Regions from separate parts of the Homo sapiens genome. Here region 1 is linked to region 2. A link is a loop called in an ENCODE intact Hi-C map of the cell type or tissue named here. Cell type or tissue: endothelial cell of umbilical vein. All regions are shown on one strand. Each heading gives the region's core, and the rest is flanking DNA. Links, peaks and the distances in the headings are about the cores only. Region 1 overlaps HERC3 (HECT and RLD domain containing E3 ubiquitin protein ligase 3). Region 2 overlaps HERC3 (HECT and RLD domain containing E3 ubiquitin protein ligase 3).

Region 1 (9,482 bases), core at 830-8,829, 59 kb after region 2:
TGATCCAGCAATTTCACTACTAGTTATAAACCCAAGAGAACTGCAAGACTACGTCCACACAAAAACTTATAAAGGAATGTTCACAACAGCATTATACATATTGAAAGGAAATAACCAAAATGTCCATCAACTGATGAATGGTTAAATAAAACATGGTATATCTATACAATGGGATATTATTTGGCTGCAATATGGATGAACGGTAAATATATTATGCTAAGTAAAAGAATCCAGTCACAAAAGTCCACAAATTATATGATTCCGTTTACATGAAATGTATAGAACAGGCAATAGAAAATAGACTAGAAAATAGACTAGTGTCTGCCTAGGACTGGAGGGAAAGAGGAGAATGGAGAGTGACTGTACCTGCCCTTTTGGAAAGTGGTAAAATGTTCTAAATTTAGGTTGTGGTGATGGTTTTAAAACATGGTAAATATACTAAAAACCCCTAAATTTTATACTTTAAATAGGTAAATTTTAGGCCAGGCGTAGTGGCTCATGCCTGTAATCCCAGCACTTTGGGAGGTCAAGGCGGGCGGACCACCTGAGGTCGGGAGTTCCACACCAGCCTGACCAACATGGGGAGACCCCATCTCTACTAAAAATACAAAATCAGCCAGGCGCGGTGGCGCATGCCTGTAATCCAGCTACTCGGGAGGCTGAGGTAGGAGAATCGCTTGAATCCGGGAGGCAGAGGTTGCAGTGAGCTGAGGTCACGCCATTGCACTCCAGCTTGGGCAATAAGAGCAAAATTCAGTATCAAAAAAAAAAAAAAGTAAATTTTATGGTATGTGAATTATATCTCAGTAAAGATTTTTTAATTGTCTTTAAATTTCCTTTCTCTTGCTACATGTCTACTGCCTCTGCAGGTCCACATCAGCCAACAAGGCTTTCTTGAGTTTAATTGTGAGAATTGTTATTACCAACATAATAGGCACAAAAGTATTTTTTCTACAACAGAAAGGAGGAGGGAACAACCCCTAGAGTTTAATATGGGAAAGGTATCAATTATTTCAATATATTATTTTTGCTTACAAAGACATAAGAGGGGAAGCTTTATCTAATGCTTTGATCAGAAATGAAATATTATAACTTCAAAAGTTCTGACTATTGATAAAGTTGGAAATCTTAAGTGGGTGGATCTTCTGTCAAGGAAAATACCCCATGCACCTCTCTGGTTTTGAAAGAAAGGTCCAAGATTTAGAGACGAAAGGAGACGGGGGAAATCCCAAGCATGCCTTATAAAACAGTAGATGCTCCTATTTAAGATAGCAAATTAAGAGAGAGCGATTGGCCGGGCATGGTGGCTCACACCTGTAATCCCAGCACTTTGGGAGGCTGAGGCAGATGGATCACCTGAGGAAGGAGTTCGAGACCAGCCTGACCAACATGGTGAAACCGCATCTCTACTAAAAATACAAAAATTAGTGGGGCGTGGTGGCGGGTGCCCATAATCCCAGCTACTCGGGAGGCTGAGGCACAAGAATCGCTTGAACCCAGGAGGCAGAGGTTGCAGTGAGCCAAGATGGCGCCACTGCACTCCAGCCTGGGCAACAAGAGCAAAACTCCACCTCAAAAAAAAAAAAAAAAAAAAGAGAAAGCGATTGAAGCCTGTAATATGGCTGCAAGTTTGGAACCTGGCCAGTAAACAGTAGATTCTCCGTGGCAGAGAACAGCAGATGAATTTTGAGAACAGTGGTGTCTAACACTCAAGTTTGAACTTGTTGCCTGTTCTGTAACTACTTTTGAGAATCCCAAACCTTCTATCAAAGTTAAGACACAACACCCTTACAATAACTGTATTTTGCCAAGCATGAATAAAAAGAACCTTGAAAATAAGCCCTCAGAGCCCCTCCTGAAGACTGACAACTGAGCAAGAGTTTTGGATGAGGCATGATAAGAGAACCTAAACATTCTTCTTCCCTTCGGAAATTCTTAGAAATTTGAGAAAGACGCTAAATCTCTAATCAGCATCGCCTTGGGTTTGAATCACTTTATCTGGATATGAAAGAAAACAGTGACCAGGCACAGTGGCTCACACCTGTGATCCTAACACTTTGGGAGGCCAAGGTGAGAGGACAGCTTAAGCCCAGGAGTTTGAGACCAGCCTGGGCAACACAGTGAGACCTTATCTCCACAAAAAATAAAATAAAATCAGCCAAGTGTGGTAGGACACACCTGTAGTCCCAGCTACTTGGGGTGCTGGGGTGAGAGGATCGTTTGAGCCTAGGAGGTCAAGGTTTCAGTGAGCTGTGATCGCACTGCTGCACTCCAGCCTGGGTAATAGAGCGAGACCCATCTTAAAAACAAACAAGCAATGCAGAAGATTGGTCTTAAGGACATTCAGATTACATTTCAGTTTCCAAACATACTTTTTTTTTTTTTTTTTTTTTTTTGGAGACCAAGTCTCGCTCTGTCTCCCAGGCTGGAGTGCAGTGGCGCAATCTCAGCTCACTGCAACCTACGCCTCACAGGTTCAAGTAATTCTCCTGCCTCAGTCTCTCAAGTAGCTGGGATTACAGGCGTGTGCCACCACACCCCACTATTTTTTTGGTATTTTAGTAGAGACAGGGTTTCGCCATGTTGGGCAGGCTGGTCTTGAACTCCTGACCTCAAGTAATTAGCCCGCCTTGGCCTCCCAAAGTGCTTGGATCACAGGTGTGAGCCACGGAGCCCAGCCGGTTTCCAAATATACATTTTAATTATAATTCTGAATATCCTTTTCTTTTTTTTTTTTTTTTTTGAGACGGAGTCTCGCTCTGTCGCCCAGGCTGGAGTGCAGTGGCGGGATCTCGGCTCACTGCAAGCTCCGCCTCCCGGGTTCACGCCATTCTCCTGCCTCAGCCTCCCAAGTAGCTGGGACTACAGGCGCCCGCCACTACGCCCGGCTAATTTTTTGTATTTTTAGTAGAGACGGGGTTTCACCGTTTTAGCCGGGATGGTCTCGATCTCCTGACCTCGTGATCCGCCCGCCTCGGCCTCCCAAAGTGCTGGGATTACAGGCGTAAGCCACCGCGCCCGGCCCCTGAATATCCTTTTCTAATCATACTTCTTAAACATGCTAGTCTCTCCATATTAAGAATCACTGTTCTAGGTCCTACAGGTCAAAATATCAGGATTTCAAGACAAGATTGCAGACTTCAAAGGTGTCTTCCCTAATCTTTTCATTGGTACATTCATTTCATCCTAATGAAAAGAGGATGGATTCTAACAGAAATGGTGAAGACTTACTTTGAATTATAATACTAGGCGAACACATCAAAGCTGAATATATCAGCCAATCTACAGGAGAGAACTGTCAACATATGAAGGAGACAGCTAATTGGCTCTTCTATGCAAAGTCAGCTTTTAAAATGACAAACTCTTTTCTCCCAAGATAAAAGCATGCCCAAATGGCTACAAATTAAAGATTACAACACAGAGGAAGCTCGTACTTTCAACCTCTCTTGACAACAATTACAGTACTTTGGATTTAACTCAATGGCCTTAATTGGTATATACCAATTTTAAAACTGCCTTATTGTAATCCTGAGGTATGCTTTGAACTCTTGAGGCTTTCAGGAAAGGCATGAAAAGGCCCAAAATAAAATATAAAACTGAATCTCAATTTGCTGTCTTACACAGAAAGTTCTGCTTCTTCCCAAGATTTTTATTCCTTGTCTAGACTCTACACTAAAAAAGTATTAAGATTAAATGTTATTCTTTGAATTAACTACAAATATTGTGGAGAGGGAAGTAGAAATAAAATGAAAAACTGGCAGGGTAGTGGTGGTGGTGGTTGGTGGTCTAATGATACACTAATAGACCAGCAAGCTCACATAATCTAGAAATAATTTATTTTTCCCAACTTGCTCAATTGCTATTATCCACATTAATGGATTTTTTCGTTTTTAGTATTTCATAAATTTGTCTTATCTCTCCTACCTTCTAGTGTTCTTAGGTGCAAGAAGGTTGTGATGTGCCTTACAGAGAAAAAAATGTGTATTAGGTAAGTTTCTTTCATGCATGAGTTATAGTGTTGGCTGTGAGTTCAATGTTAATGAATCAACAAGCGGGTACATCCAAAATATGGAACAGGAAATCTGCTGATCTGTATGTGAGGCCTCCCCTGGAGAGAGCTAAAGTAATATCCAGAGTACATAATGAAGCTATAGATACAATGGAAAAGCAATTAAATCTGTGGATTCATGAGATGACAACCCATAAAAAATAAAAATCACAGTGGATAGCACTGATGTGAGGCTGAAAGCCAAAAACACTGTCACATTACACAGGGTCAAGAAAATGTTAAACCCTTCTCAACTAGTGTTTTATTACCAAGAAATATTGTGTATATTAGTAAGAAATATATATTAAATAGGCTGTCTAGACAGAAACACACATAAAAAAAGGTTATGCGTCAGCTGGCTGATAAAAATCTCTTGACCACAGCCTACAAGAACCTAATCCTGTATTTCCTCAGAAACAATGGCTCTGTATTCACTAATATGGTATTCACCATGACTTTACAGAACCTAACTATATACAGAGTATAACAAGTCCCTTCTTTGTTTACTTAAGCTTATTTATTTATGCTTGTTTGAATCAGGTTTCTTTCACTTGCAATAAAAAGAAACTCCTGACTGATAATATTAATAATGACATTATTAATAATAACAGCAGATAAGACCTGATTTGAGCTTACTCTGAGTCTGGTACTTTTCTATGTGCTTCACAGATGTTGGCTCATTTCATCTTCTATGAGACAGGTACTGCCATTATCTCTAATTTACAGATGAAGAAAGTGAAACTAACAAAAAAAAGATGAAGTAAAGGAAAAGAAAGAGACACTATGCTGTGCTGTATAGTAAGGAGCTTAGAAAGTAGATAACCAAAAGGCCAGACTTCCCAATGTGTCTGCACCACTCTCCAGAGAAAACAGGGACCCTGATCAGTCAACCTGGCTATCTGACCCGCTAAGTAATTCTTTCCTAAAAGTGGATGGGTGGATCAGATTCCATAACAGTTGTCACTAAATTCACCCAACCAATTGCCTTGCTTAGCAAGCAACCTTAAATAACTTGGTTTCTAGGGCAGATTCTACTACAGGGATAGAATACTGTGACCAGGTAACCAAAGCATCTCAGTCTTATTAGGATTTCTAATTCTCATTATTAATTTGGCGTCCTGGGTCTATCAGCTTTTTTTGTAGTTTATCTGGCACGAGTCAGTCCTTGAGAGTCATCTGAGTTCTGGGTGCTTTGGCCAAGCACAATCCTGTGTAAACAGCCTGAAGTATGGCCTCATCCCTGACTGACTAGTAAAAACAATTTATGAAAAAAGATAATAAAAAGGACTATTGTTCAAGAAAACTTCAAAAATTCTTCCAACTGAGTTACAGTAATGGAATCTTCAATTGGTCAAATAAAAACTGCCCACCAAGAGAATTAAATAGCAACCACAAAAAAGATGTGTATCTGTAAATAAACTATCAATCCTAACTATAAATACGGCCTAGGTCATCACAATGCTCTGCCGGAACTAAAGAAAAAAGCAACTAAAATCATCTAGCTTTCAGGAGAGAAGTTCAACACATTGGAGAGAAGCCAGCCATTAGCACAGCTTTCACTTCAAAGTACACTCCAGTTGGACCCCTAAATCTTGTAGCTGCTGATGTCCATGACTTTAAAGGTCTAGTTTCAGCAACGGTCTGCATCGCTGGGCATTTTGATCTCCAAGGTCCTTACACCCATTTTTCCTCATTCACTCTCTTGCTTGCTCCTAGAAGAGCAGAATCTTTTATTTTCCTTCAAAATACACAATTATGAAATTCGCTGCAAAATATAGGACTACACTTCCCTCAGCACCTACACCAGCCCCGCTTGGCTGCATTTCCTGCCTCTTATTTCCCCATGACAAAACAAAAGGAAGGACTACTTTTGAAGTACAACTTTCTCTCAATGTCAACCTGGCACTTTCCTGAGTCCTTCTCATCTATTCTTGGTAAGAGATTCAAGATAATCTTAGCAGAGCTTAAGGGTCAAAGGAACTAAAATCCAAGCCCTACATTAACCACGTTAGCTGTGAAACCTGAGGAAAGATGTTTACCCACCTTAAGCTCCAAAATCAGGAGAAGGTGCTAGAGTGTTGTGAGGATTAATGAGAAAATGCATGTAAAAAGGGCTTAGCATGGTGCCTGGCATGTAGTAGTAAGTGACCAGTAAATGTCAGCTGCTTTAGTCAATGTTACTCCTACTCCTAGTGCTCTTCTTTGAGATTTCAGCAGACAGGACAATTCCCAAAAGAGGATGGGATTGTGACTCCTGTCTTCCTCACTGCAATTAGCACTAGCTGCATTCTGCCAAATCTGCACTACAGCAAAGTAGCATCACAACCATCTGCCATAACTTTCATGAAAGGGATTTGAGGTTGATAGGAGGAAGTTTTTTTGTGTGCATTTGCTTTTAAATTCTGGAGAGGGCATGGGTGGAGGGCGGTGGGGAGATAAATCTCTTTTTACTAGCTCTAGTGAGTTGAATGCTAAACGACAACCTTCAGTTCCTAAACTTTGTCTTATGATAAGACTATGCGACTATGCACACAGCAGCCTAACAACTCATTCTTATCCCTTTGTTTGAAAGGCACTGAGACCAAAATAACACTCAGGCAGGACTTCTAATCTCATTTAAAATAGGGATAAGCTTCCTTTCAAGTAAGCTTAGAAGCAATTACCTGAATGTTGTATATATGAAGAGGGTCTCTTTCAACAGCAGGAAAAGACAATGTCCAAAACCTTCAGTGCTTTGCAGATACTCCCCAAATTCAGGCTTTAAATAAATGTAGGGCCAAAACTAAAATGCAGAATTAACTCTGGTAACAAAGAAGATTCATTTTAATGACTTGCCTTATTATCAAAAATGTTCCTACCAAAGACAGAAATGTCATAGAAGGCAAAGAGAAGTTTTCAACAACGTGAATCCACTCCTTGCTGTTTTCTCTCTCCTCCACTTTAGCTGGACTTTGGTCCTCTGACCCCCTCAGCCAACACAGGAAACACTCCTACCCTTCCCCGGATCATCCCCTCTAAGGTGGTGCCTTCTTCACTACCTGGTGCTAGGCTTTGTGAAGCTGGAAGAATGACTTCTCTGCAGTCTGCTTAAGCTGTGGACTGCCTTCAAAAGACACCAACGAGACTGGCAAGAATTGAAAAGTCTAACAATACCAAGTCAAGGATATACAACAGCCAGGGCCCTCATAGACAGCTGGTGGGAATATAAACTGGCATAAGCACTTGGCAAAACAAGTTGGCATTCTCCAGTGAAGATGAAGATGTGGATACCTCCCCACACAGTAATTTCACTGCTGGGCATATGACCAGCATTATCCAACTTATTAAGCATCTATGGTGCTCCTGTACTATACTAATAAATGGAGATACAAAGATGAGTAAAATCTGGAAACTTGGAACTTTCTGTGATAATGGAAATGCTATATATTTGCACTGTCCACTATGGTAGCCAGTAGGTATATGTGGCTATTGAGTACTTGAAATGTGACTAATACAAGTGAAGAACTGAAATAGTTAATATTTTATTTTAATAAATTTTAATGTAAGTAGCCCTAGGTGACTAGTGGCTATCTTACAGTCCAATGCAGTGAGAAACTCATGAACATATGCACCAAGATACACGTATAAGAATGTTCATTCCAGCATTATTTGAAATAGGAAAAAAACAAAAAACAAATATCCATCAATAAGAAAACAGATAGTGTGGCACATGCATAAAACAGAACACTGTACAGCAGTAAAAAATAAACTCCATCTATAAGCATCATTGTAACTAAATCTTAAAAAGTGTTGAGTCACAGAAGAATTCAGAGTATGATGCATTTTTACAAAATTCAAACACAACTATAACAAATATATTATTTGGAGATTAAGAATCATCAGTGGTAACAAAGCTATGAAGAAAAGCAAATCACAAACACAAAATAGCGGGTAATGATTGTGGAGGCAGTAGGAATAGAGGGAACAATCTGGAAGGAGCACAAAGGGAGACATTTCAATAGCATGGCTGATATTCTGCTTCTGTCCTTTTATTGTTGTTTCTTAACATATATGACATGCATTATTTTATGCTTACAAATACTTCACAAAACAAACAAAAATGCAAAGCGCTGTTGAGGCAGTATGGCTGCTTCTCCTACCTCCTCCACTAACACCCTGCCAACGTGCAGACTGGGAGTTTCTCCATGAAGGAACCAGGTTTTACTCATCTTTGTGCCTTCCATTCTCAGCAGAGTACAAGAGCACAGCAGAGGCTTGATAAATGCCTAGTGAACTGACCCCCATTCTTAGAAAACCTGAATTTCCACCACCTCAACTTGTAACCACTTTTATTTTCCAGATAATGTTAAAGATCCCCCACCCTGAGTAATAATAAAACCAGTTCACTTACACAGAAACACATGTCCCTGCCACCAACAAGTACTATTTCTAAATGGAGTAAATGTCTAAAGGGGACAGAGTTATATTATCAAATTTACCACCTTATTAAAAGTCCATTTGATCTAACCTCTAAGCAAAAGACTTACATTCCTAAATTCATTTTAATGGCAGCTAAGGCCTTCAGAGGCCAAGTAACTTTGGTCCACTAAGAATTAAGTGCTTGGCCAGGCGCGGTGGCTCACGCCTGTAATCCTAACACTTTGGAAGGCCGAGGCAGGCGGATCACGAGGTCAGGAGATCAAGACCATCCTGGCTAACACAGTGAAACCCCGTCTCTACTAAAAATACAAAAAATTAGCTGGGCGAGGTGGTGGGCACCTGTAGTCCCAGCTACTCGGGAGGCTGAGGCAGGAGAATGGCATGAACCCCGGGGGGCGGAGCCTGCAGTGAGCCGAGATCCCGCCACTGCACTCCAGCGTGGGCGACAGCCAGACTCCCTCTCAAAAAAAAAAAAAAAAAAAAAAAAAAAGAATTAAGTGCTTGAAGCAGAGACCAGAAACCAGGTCTCCTACTTCTTGGGCTCACCTTGTTCTCTTCACTATCTTAGAGCAGCAGGAAGGCACTGAGATTTGTTTAGGTCCCTCTCTAGGTAGCTACCCTAGCTTGAGTTGATGAGAGTATTAAACAGGATAATGCATGTAAAGGACTCCATTTACAAGATGAAAAACTGAGGTCCAGAAAAATTAAGTAACTCACCACAGGTCACACACTTGGCATTGGACTAGAAGCCAGAAATATTCCACACCTTGCAGTTCTGCAAGTTAAAGAAATAATAAATAACATTAGTATGGAACTCTGTTGTGTCTTCATGTTACTGTAAACAAAAAGACAGGAGTTAACCTCTGAAAATAAGAATATCTTTAAATTACTCAATCTTGAATATTCCCCACGCATTGTATCTCAAGACAGGAGTTTGGTTAAATACCAGTAAGATAACCTCTAACCAGTTATAAAGACATCAATCACCTCTAAAAGTGAACTAGAGATATAGATA
Region 2 (9,482 bases), core at 392-8,391:
AGGCTGAGGAAAGCCAATGAAAATGTGTAAAAATGTGCAAAGGAAAATTGTCCTTTAAATTTGATAAAAGCTCTCAATCCTACTTACTGTTGTTTTTTTTTTTTTCTACATGACTCTGAATTACCATCTCAATCATTATGAATAGGAAAATGCTAGAAATTATTAAGATTAGGTAAGATAACAGCTGTCTCAGATTTGGGATGTTTTGGAACATGCATACACTAAAACCCATGGGAGTTAACCATAACGCTAAGCTCTCTTAGCAGAATCACCAACTCAGGCCTTCATCAGTCAGGATTTTTAAGATCATACAATAAACAAGGCAGGTTGAGGCATATACTGTGTGTGAGAATTGGGGATCCATCCATTATGCTATTTGGGGCTAAGGAGATCAACCCTGAAATAGTAACCAAAAATAACCCACGATTCCCTATAATGTAAAACCCCATTTACATTCACAGTATCAATATGCAAGTACGGAAAATCACACTAAGCTAAAAAGTTGTAACATACTTTGTGGAAAAAAAAATGAAGACAAGCAGCCACATACTTGATTGTATTTGCATTGTTGTGTTCTGAGAGTTTTTGTCTCCAAACTGCTATGGTTTCATCATTTATTAAACTGGTATAATGTGCTTGGTTCATAGTCCTGAAGTCAACAGCAGGAGAATAATTCTGGAGAATTAAATGTAACAGTAAAAAGAAGAAATTATGTAGCATGGATCTTGTCTCCTCTCCTTTCTCCCACATATTCTCCATTTTACGTTTCACTTATGATCTAAATGCTGCAGTGTGCCGCCCAGATCCCCTCCACCCTTCAGAATGGAGGCTCCTGACAGATCCCAGCTGGGTTGCTGTCCAGGACTTGGCATTGACTGTTGCTTCACTATCACATCCAATGGCAGGTAGAGGCATGGTGTAAAGGTCCAGCCCGCTTGCCTCAACTCAGGACTGGCTGAAGGACCATCACAACTTCAGTGCTCCTCATGGGACTGGCTGAGGCCTCTGTTATAACTGAATTGCATTTCAACCCCTCCCTCTGCGCAATCCTGCCTCCTTCATCCCTCAGTAGATGTTCTTCTAGAAAGCACTCTCCCAAAAACCTTTGAGTCTCGGGTCTGTTTCCCAGAGAAACCAACTCAGTACAACTTTCCCAGACTTCTTTCCCCTTTGCTTTGAATCACTGTAACAGCAGGTTTTTAAGGTATTAGTCATCTGCCATAAATGTCCACCAAACTTCAACAAAATGTATTACAAAAGAGCCAGAGTTCAGTTATAATCTATATGACAAATAACCTATAAAAACAATGACTCTTAATTTCTTGCTTCAAGTATATAGCTATTATAAGAAAAATGGCAGAAAAAGATGTTAATAATGTATGTCCTTGAAAATTCCAAATGTTGCCCAACACTGTACATCTTTTATTCAGTGAGATTAAAGAAAAAAAACATAATAAGCACTTTCCTTTTCTAAAATTGCTTGTTTTCAACTTATTTTCCCCAAGCCTTGTTCTTGATCGAGAACTAAGGAAAGGTTGATGGTGCTTTATACTCCTATTCTCGTCTCCAGTGAAGAGGAAAAAGGTAATATTAAAGCACTCATTCATCAGCTCATGAGATTTTTTTTCTCCTTTGTACCTACACATAAAAACATAACTTTCAAAGTAAATTTTCTTGGTTACTTTCCCATAGCTTCAAGTTAACGTATCATTATGGTAGGAAGGAGTAGAGCATGTAATAAAACAGAGATGCCTGACAAAGTTTGTGATCATCTGGTTATTGATAACTATTCTACTAAAATGGCCACAGATATCTATTGAGAGAACAAAAATCATCTTGAAGTACAACATACAGGAAACTCATAATCCAAAGCAGATGCTGGAGTACACACAGAGATTGTCTTTCCACCTCCTTGTAAAACCACTGTTGTTACGTAAATTTTATTTATTTCCCCCATTCAAAGGGGCAGCTGAACATCAACTCTAACACAAACCTACAATAAAATAAAGACTTGGAACTATTTTATCATTCCTCATCATATGTCCAATAAACCAGAGATGCCTTGGGTGAAGTACAAGTTCAGAATCACTTAAAGAACCAAGAAAAAACATCATTCTTCCTGTCTTTAATACATACAGGCAAAAAAGGAAAAATTGCTCTTAGGTCAGTGTTTCTCAACTTTGGCTGGACTTTGAATCACCATGGGAGCGTTCAATAATCCTGATGACCAAGTCATACTCCAGACCAATTAAATCAGAATCTCTAGAGTCATCAGTATTTTGTAGAGCTCCCAGGTGATTCCAGTAGGCAGCCAAGGTTAAGAATCACTGTTCCAGGAAAAAGAAGATTATGAGATAGACACACACACAAACACACACACATGCACACACAATTCTAACAATCCCAACCACATTCCCTCTTCAATTCTATCCAGGGAACAAAACGACAGGAAAAGGAGATGCTATGGTTTACATTCACTAAATTCCCAAGACCTAGAATCAGTGTAGCAAAGGGGTATCTGAATATAACTCCTTCCCTCCCTTCTTTCACCTAAGGCCTGGCAGTAATGAATGAGTCAGCCTTTTATAAAAATAGAGGCTATGGCCGGGCGTGGTGGATCACGCCTGTAATCCTAGCACTTTGGGAGGCCGAGGAGGGTAGATCACTTGAGGTCAGGAGTTCAAAACCAGCCTGGCCAACATGGTGAAACTGGTCTCTACTAAAAATACAAAAAAAATTACCCAGGCATGGTAGCGGACGCCTGTAATCCCAGCTACTCAGAAGGCTGAGGCAGGAGAATCGCTTGAAACCAGGAGGTGGAGGTTGCAGTGAGCCGGGATCACGCCATTGTACCCCAGCCTGGGCGACAAAGCAAGACTCCATCTCAAAAAAAAAAAAATAGAGGCTGTAACTATACAGGTGCTTTTTCTTGGTTCTTTAAGTGATATGGTAACAGGGTAAGCATATGATTTGATCAGCCTCTGTATCTAAATAATCATCTCTGGTTAATAGTTTAAGTAAATGTGCATAGGTTTCAGTTTCAAAAGAAAGAGCAACATCTTCTTAAGTAATGTTTACTTTCCTTTTTCTTTGTGATCTTACACTTTTCATGCATACCTATCCCTCTTTCCAGTTGTTTAAACTTTAACCTGCCCTGCCTCTCTAATAGTATGCTACTTCACTTCCTTCTCATCAGTGTGTTGTTTTCCAGGCCCAAGGTGTTGATTACAATAATAAAAATCAGTTACATATATCAGATACTATATTTACAAGAGAAAACTAAATTTCATGTTAAATTTCACAGGAAAATTAAAGTTGGATACTATTGAATAACACTATTCAATACTAGTTTCTAGGGGAAATAAATACTTAAAACTCTATTACTTATGGACAAAAACTGATTATCCTCCACAGAGTCAGTGCCTTTTGTATTTTGTTTTATTGACATCTTGAAGAAACAAAGAAAAACCTCAGCTTCCTCAGGATTTCTCTGTAATACACACTCTGAGGCTGGGTCTAAAATAAGTCTAGGGCAGCAGTTCCAAATCACGCCAGATGGTAGCACTAAGCCACCTTCTTCAGGCACCTGACCTGGAAAATAGCTAATCATCAGCTTTAGCTGTCCAGCCTACAGCCTCGGGCTCCACCAGGATTTTCCAACCTAATCACAGAATCAGAATGACTAGAAGGCAAATACTTTGTGTACTTAAAGATAGCTAAGTATCAAACTAATAGAGAAAGTTTCCAAGACAGAAAGAGCCCCTGGTTTCCACAGTTGCTCATTATCTTCCCAGTCAATTCTGACTCCTTTTTCTTCACTAACAGCCCATTCCCTTGCTCCTCCAAGAGAGTATAAGGATCCATGCACCACTCGGAGCTGGTCCTGTTGAAATGTTTGCTGAATAAAAGCAGGAAGGGTGGGGAAGAAGAGAAGAGAGGAGAGAAAGCACAGGGGAAGGAGTCCAGCACTGACAACAAATCTGTGGAGTTTTTCCAGACTGAATTCCCCCAGCAAGGAAGAGTGGAAGGAATTCGAGCCCTGTCACAGAAACCTGGATCCACACTCTACCTTCAGGCAGAAAGACAATGTCACAGTGTCTTTATCCACTATAGTGATGCAGGAGACAATGGAAGGGAAATTTTGGTGTCATGTCATAAGCAGATTACAAATAATAAAATACATCTGAAAATTGTGGTACCTCTTACATACATATATATACTCAATCACATCAAACAAAGAAACCCACCAAGTTCTCAAACACCTAGCATTTGTTGCCACTTAACAGGGAAGAAAAGAAATGGAAAATCAAATAATGCCAAAGTAAGCACCAACTCCCTAGGCATCCTTTACAGAGTTTCTGGAACAAGTACAAATATAAATAAATAATTTCAAATTATAAATTAGAACTCCATAATTCCAGGAGAATTGTTGGCACTTCAAGGGAGCCAAATGGAGACAACTTCTTCCAGATTTAGTTTGCTTATTTTAAAAATAACATAGGATTGGTAGAAACAAAGAGTAACATTGCTCTTTATGTTGTAATTACTTGTTAAAAGAAATGTTGGTTCACTATTATTCCTTCCTGGAAATAAGAGTCACAAGAAAAATTTTACCTCGTATTTGGAGCAAAGTACAAAAGTCTGGTCTCCTCCAGAGAAGATCTGCTTAACGATATGATATTTAAAGCGATCTGTCAAAAAAAAAATTCCGAAAGCATATTTTTCATTAATTGAAGTTTCTCCTTGATCCCCTTTTCTACTGTCGCAGAATACACTTCAGAGTGGGTACCTATCCATTTTAATTGTGTCACAGAAGTAAGAAATCTTCTCCCCTGGCTCACTGCCTAGGACTGTTTCTACTTCAATTAAAAATAAATATATAAAATGGTATCCTCCACTCTAACTCTTCTTCTGCCCCTCCCCAACTGCCAGTGAATCCTGACCTAGTTTCTCTTTTTCATTCTAACTCTGTCATGCCACTGACCTGAAATCTGAAATGGGCACTATTCTTTATGGTAACAATTCAGCATGTGAGTGTGGTGGGCCCAGGCCCCGTCAGGACGAATCTTGCCACGGAAGGACCTCCGTTTCCTGCTCCCTGCTTTACCTCCCATCACACTGTGTCCACGGTGACATTCTCCTACTACCACGTTGCCTTTATTTCTAATACACCACACTATTTCACATCTCGGTGCCTCCCCCCTCTGCTGCCCCTGGCACATGGGATTCTCCATGAATGTGCCCACCGAGAGCACAACCTGAATGTGCTTCTGGAACTGCACCTTGGTGGTGCTCACACCAACTCCCTCACAGTCCTCTACACCTGGCTAACTCCAAATCATCCTTCGAGGCACAGCTCAAACTTCCTCTAACCACAATACTCCTCCATGCCTTCCTCTGTGCTCCCACATTACCAAGAGGGTTCCTAAAACCATGTCATTTACATAACTGACATTTACCTGCTTATGTTATAAAATCATTTTGGCAAACATCCAAGCACAAATTTAGGACCATGGAAGTCAGGTTATAATTCAACTTCAAAAATTTGTGGTTTTGAAATAACCAAAAAACACCTGAGTTGGTAAACTTTCTAAATAAATGTATTCCACGTATGAGTACAATGTCTTGGAGAAAAGAATTTACAAATTACAGAGAAGAGGACACAAAGCCATTCTTTTGCTTCTGGGAACATCACCCAGACAAAATCTTGTTTATTTATATTTTAAGTTGCACTACATTTCAGATGCTCATATATCCATTCCAAAAATGTCTACTGAGTGACAAGTTCATGCCAGGTCCTGTGCTATATGCTAGGTTTACAAAAAGGAAAAGAGTTTGTCTGTGTCCTTGAGTTTCTTATAATCCAGTACTAAAACTTATGATGGTTACTGTTTCAAACAAATTCCTGATCAAGCCATAAGTGTGTCACTTTATCGACTTCAAAATCAAAATTAATAAGTTACACTTCCTTTTAATGATTCTCTAGCTCCATTTCAGCCTCAGATTTATTATTTCAAGGTGAAGCAGTCATTCAATATTAATGACTGCCTGACTTTGATTTCCAATGAAACCAAGACTGCTATTTAACTATTTTTTAAGGGAAGAAAAAAAATGGCTTAAAAAGAAATCACATCATGTTATATACCAAAATGCCAACAGCAAAGTAGAGGTAACATAGTACACATGATTTAGAATGACCTGGGTTTAAATCCTGCCTCCAGAATCTATGTGATCTTGGGCAAATTACTTGACCTCCTTAAGACTTTGTTCCCTTATCTCTAACATGGGGATAATAACCACTAACTAGTTCTTAGATTATTTTGAGTGCTTTGCATAGTAATGAAACGTCATTAAGCATTCAATACATGCGAACTGTCATTATTAGCAACAACAATAAAATGTATACACCACCACCAAGGTCTGTGGAAACAAAATAACTGGTATAGTTTGAATGTATGTTCTGGTCAAAACTCATGTTGAATTGCAGTAATCCCAATGTTGGAGGTGAGGCATGGTGGTATGTGTTTAGATCATGAGGGCGGATCCCTCATGAATGGCTTGGGCCATCCCCTTGGTGATAAGTGAGCTCTTGCTCTGAGTTCACATGAGATCTGGTGGTGTAAAAAGTATGGCACCTCCTCTCCACTCTTCCTCTTGCTCCTGCTTCTGCCATGTGAAGTGTCTGCTCCTTCTTTGCCTTCTGCCATGACTGTAAGATTCCTGAGGCCTCCCCAGAAGCCAAGCAGATGGCTGCATCATGCTCCCTGTAGAGCCTGCAGAACTGTGAGCCAATTAAAACTCTTTTCTTCATAAATCACCCTGTTTCAGGTGCTCTTTACAGCAATGCAAGAACGGCCTAACACAACAGTATTTCCTGCTTTATTTATTCTCTAGGATCTCAACTCTACAGCTTCATGCATAGTAAGTACAGAAATTATTAATTGATGTTAAAAAATACCTTATCTTCATTCCCTCCAAAAGACCTCAAAGTAAGTAATAGATACATATTCTGTAAACAACTGTTTTCATCACTTAAAATACCTTTAAATTCCAGAGACAATCATTCTTACCAGCTCGGGCTGAAAGCTGGCCACTGTGGGCAGCCCAGTAACCCTTGACAGGAGATGGGCACTTAACATTACAAGTGTGCCCAGTTCCTAATTGACCTCTTGCTCCACAACCAAATGCATAGATGAGTCCAGAAGAAGGCACGAAGGCTAGGGTATGTTGTCTGTGAAAAAATAATTTAACTCATCAGCATAGTTTCTACTAATGTGGATGTACACTCTGACTCTGACTTTTAACTTCCACATGTGCACAGCACAGGGTGCTCCTATAGAGCCTTTCCCATGTTAACACGTGACTCTTCTTGCAGCGGCTGCTCTCCATAATACTATCCTCTAACACTCTAGATCATGAGGAGGGTGGCAAGTCAGGAAAGAGCTGAATGATCTACTGCATGTGGCCTCTAAGATGAACAGAGAGAAGCAGGGTAGACTCAGGCAAAAATTTCCAAGAAGTTCTTTGGGACTCTCTCACTTTTCCTTTCTTTATCCCTTCCCCACATCCTGCTACTCTTTATCCCAAAAGAAGCCTAATGTCTCCGTGTTGCTCTGCTTATCTAAAACCCTTCCTTGCCACACTCTATCAAGGTCTTTCTCCACATTTCACCATAGGCGTGCATGCAGTTAAGATCTCTTAAAATGACGGTGACTAGGTATAATCACATTCTTCATCACTACAAAGATAAGACCAATTTCTGGGTCCTAGTGAATACAAGCAAGCTTTGAGGAACACTCACCTGCCACAAGCAATTTGAGTTACTTCACTACCCATCAGCTCTAGAACTCTTCTAGGGTTAACCTCATCATTCATGGAGTCGTGTCCAAGTTGCCCACAGGAACCAGCGCCAAAGGTAAACACACCTCCACTCTAACAAGGAACAAACACCATAGGACTTCACTGTATCTTTAAGGGTATACCTCTAAACCCTGTATACAAAATGCCTATCACAACAATGTGCACAAGAGCACTACATTCACTTGACACTTGGCCAAAATCACTTTGTAAGGATGTTCATTAAATAGAAAAATAATAAAAAGGGAATTTCAGACTGCATCTTTATGGAACAAAGATAGCAATGCTCAAAGGAATGTGTGCCTTCTGTAAATTTTTAAAATCGTTTGAAAGTACAATGATGTGTTAGGAAGCAAAATTTTAAAAAAGGAGAAACTAGGAGCTAGGCTAAATGAGATGATTTTACATGATCATTCACATGTAAGAAATTAGGTGCTCTACAAATTCCTTGGTAAGTAAGCTGTTTTTTTAACAGCTGTATTTAAATAAATGTTAAGGCATTTTATCAAAGTGAACGTAGAATAATATTTGTTCAATATAAAAATACATTTTCATTCTCTCTAGAATGTATTTAGAAGCAAAAGAAACATGATTATTTTAAAACATTAATTAAATTGCTGTTTCTTTTTTACATATTTAAATGACTTGTTTTAAAGGAACATAGGACATCATTTTATATATATTATATATACATAAAATAACAAATAAAAATAACAAAGTGCTGTCTTTGTTCCATAAAGAACCAAGGAATTTATATATATATAAATATATACATTATATTTATATATATAATCTACATTTTTATATAATCTACATTATATGTGTGTATATATATATAATCTACATTATGTGTGTGTGTGTATATATATATATATATATATATATATATATATATATATGAAAAATCTACAAGATTACCAAAGAGGATAACAGAGACATACAAAAAAGTAGTCTTTTTCTATTCCTTTGGAAAACAACAAACCCACATAAAAGAGAGCATTCAAGTTCAAGCCACAATACTGTAATCACACACCATCACTACACTAACATAATCAAGCAATTCTAATCACCCATCATATCCCCAGCACCAAAGTAAAATACTCTGAGCTCCTTACCTTTGTGAGAACTGCTGTGTGTTCTTCTCCACAACTAATATAGACAACTTTTTGCGTGCGTAAGAGTTTTACATGGCATGGAGATTCTCGATCTAGAATAAATTAAATATCAGAATATCACTACCATTTGCCTTTGAGATGAAATATACACAACTATCTTGGCATGAATTTTGGATTCCTGGATTCCTGACGCATGTTCAGTTTCCTGCCTGCATCTGTACTTGGATATCCAACAGACTTCTCAGTTTTAATTTACCTAAAACCTACCTCATGGTTTCCCTACACTCTCCAACCCTGCCCACTCTCCAGCTCACTTTACTACACACGGTTTTCCCCATTTCAGAAACAGTCATTTTGCCCTTCCAGCTGTTCCTTTATTTCAAACCACACATCCAACAGTGAACAAAACCAACTGGCCTCATCTTCAAAATATGTTTAAAATCTGACTTTACTCCCACAACCTCCAAGCTGGTCTTCCAGCTTCCCCCTTGACCCACTACAGCCAAAGCC

Evidence for each region. Hi-C counts contacts between places; a loop is a spot of excess contacts. Peaks named below come from ENCODE experiments on the same cell type or tissue, not always from the same donor. Only the 100,000 strongest peaks of a DNase experiment are listed, where the experiment ranks them.
Region 1: a loop joins it to region 2, with 4 times the contacts of the local background. A loop is called at or near these places in 46 of 110 quality-filtered maps.

Annotation. Positions count from the first base shown.
Region 1 is chr4:88,595,317-88,604,798 of GRCh38, reverse strand. It overlaps HERC3 (HECT and RLD domain containing E3 ubiquitin protein ligase 3), which reads right to left. Exons shown (of 26, transcript NM_014606.3): 2 at 9,185-9,242. Among named protein-coding and RNA genes, the nearest start is that of HERC3, 7.6 kb to the right of the region's middle. RefSeq lists an enhancer at 2,998-3,688. In endothelial cell of umbilical vein, for the core only: no CTCF peak of the experiment used is centred there; DNase peaks (open chromatin) are centred at 4,428 and 5,248; H3K27ac peaks cover 3,445 bases.
Region 2 is chr4:88,653,624-88,663,105 of GRCh38, reverse strand. It overlaps HERC3 (HECT and RLD domain containing E3 ubiquitin protein ligase 3), which reads right to left. Exons shown (of 26, transcript NM_014606.3): 7 at 8,973-9,064; 8 at 7,802-7,932; 9 at 7,071-7,231; 10 at 4,615-4,691; 11 at 551-675. Among named protein-coding and RNA genes, the nearest start is that of NAP1L5, 39 kb to the left of the region's middle. In endothelial cell of umbilical vein, for the core only: a CTCF peak has its summit at 3,552; DNase peaks (open chromatin) are centred at 1,185 and 3,575; H3K27ac peaks cover 705 bases.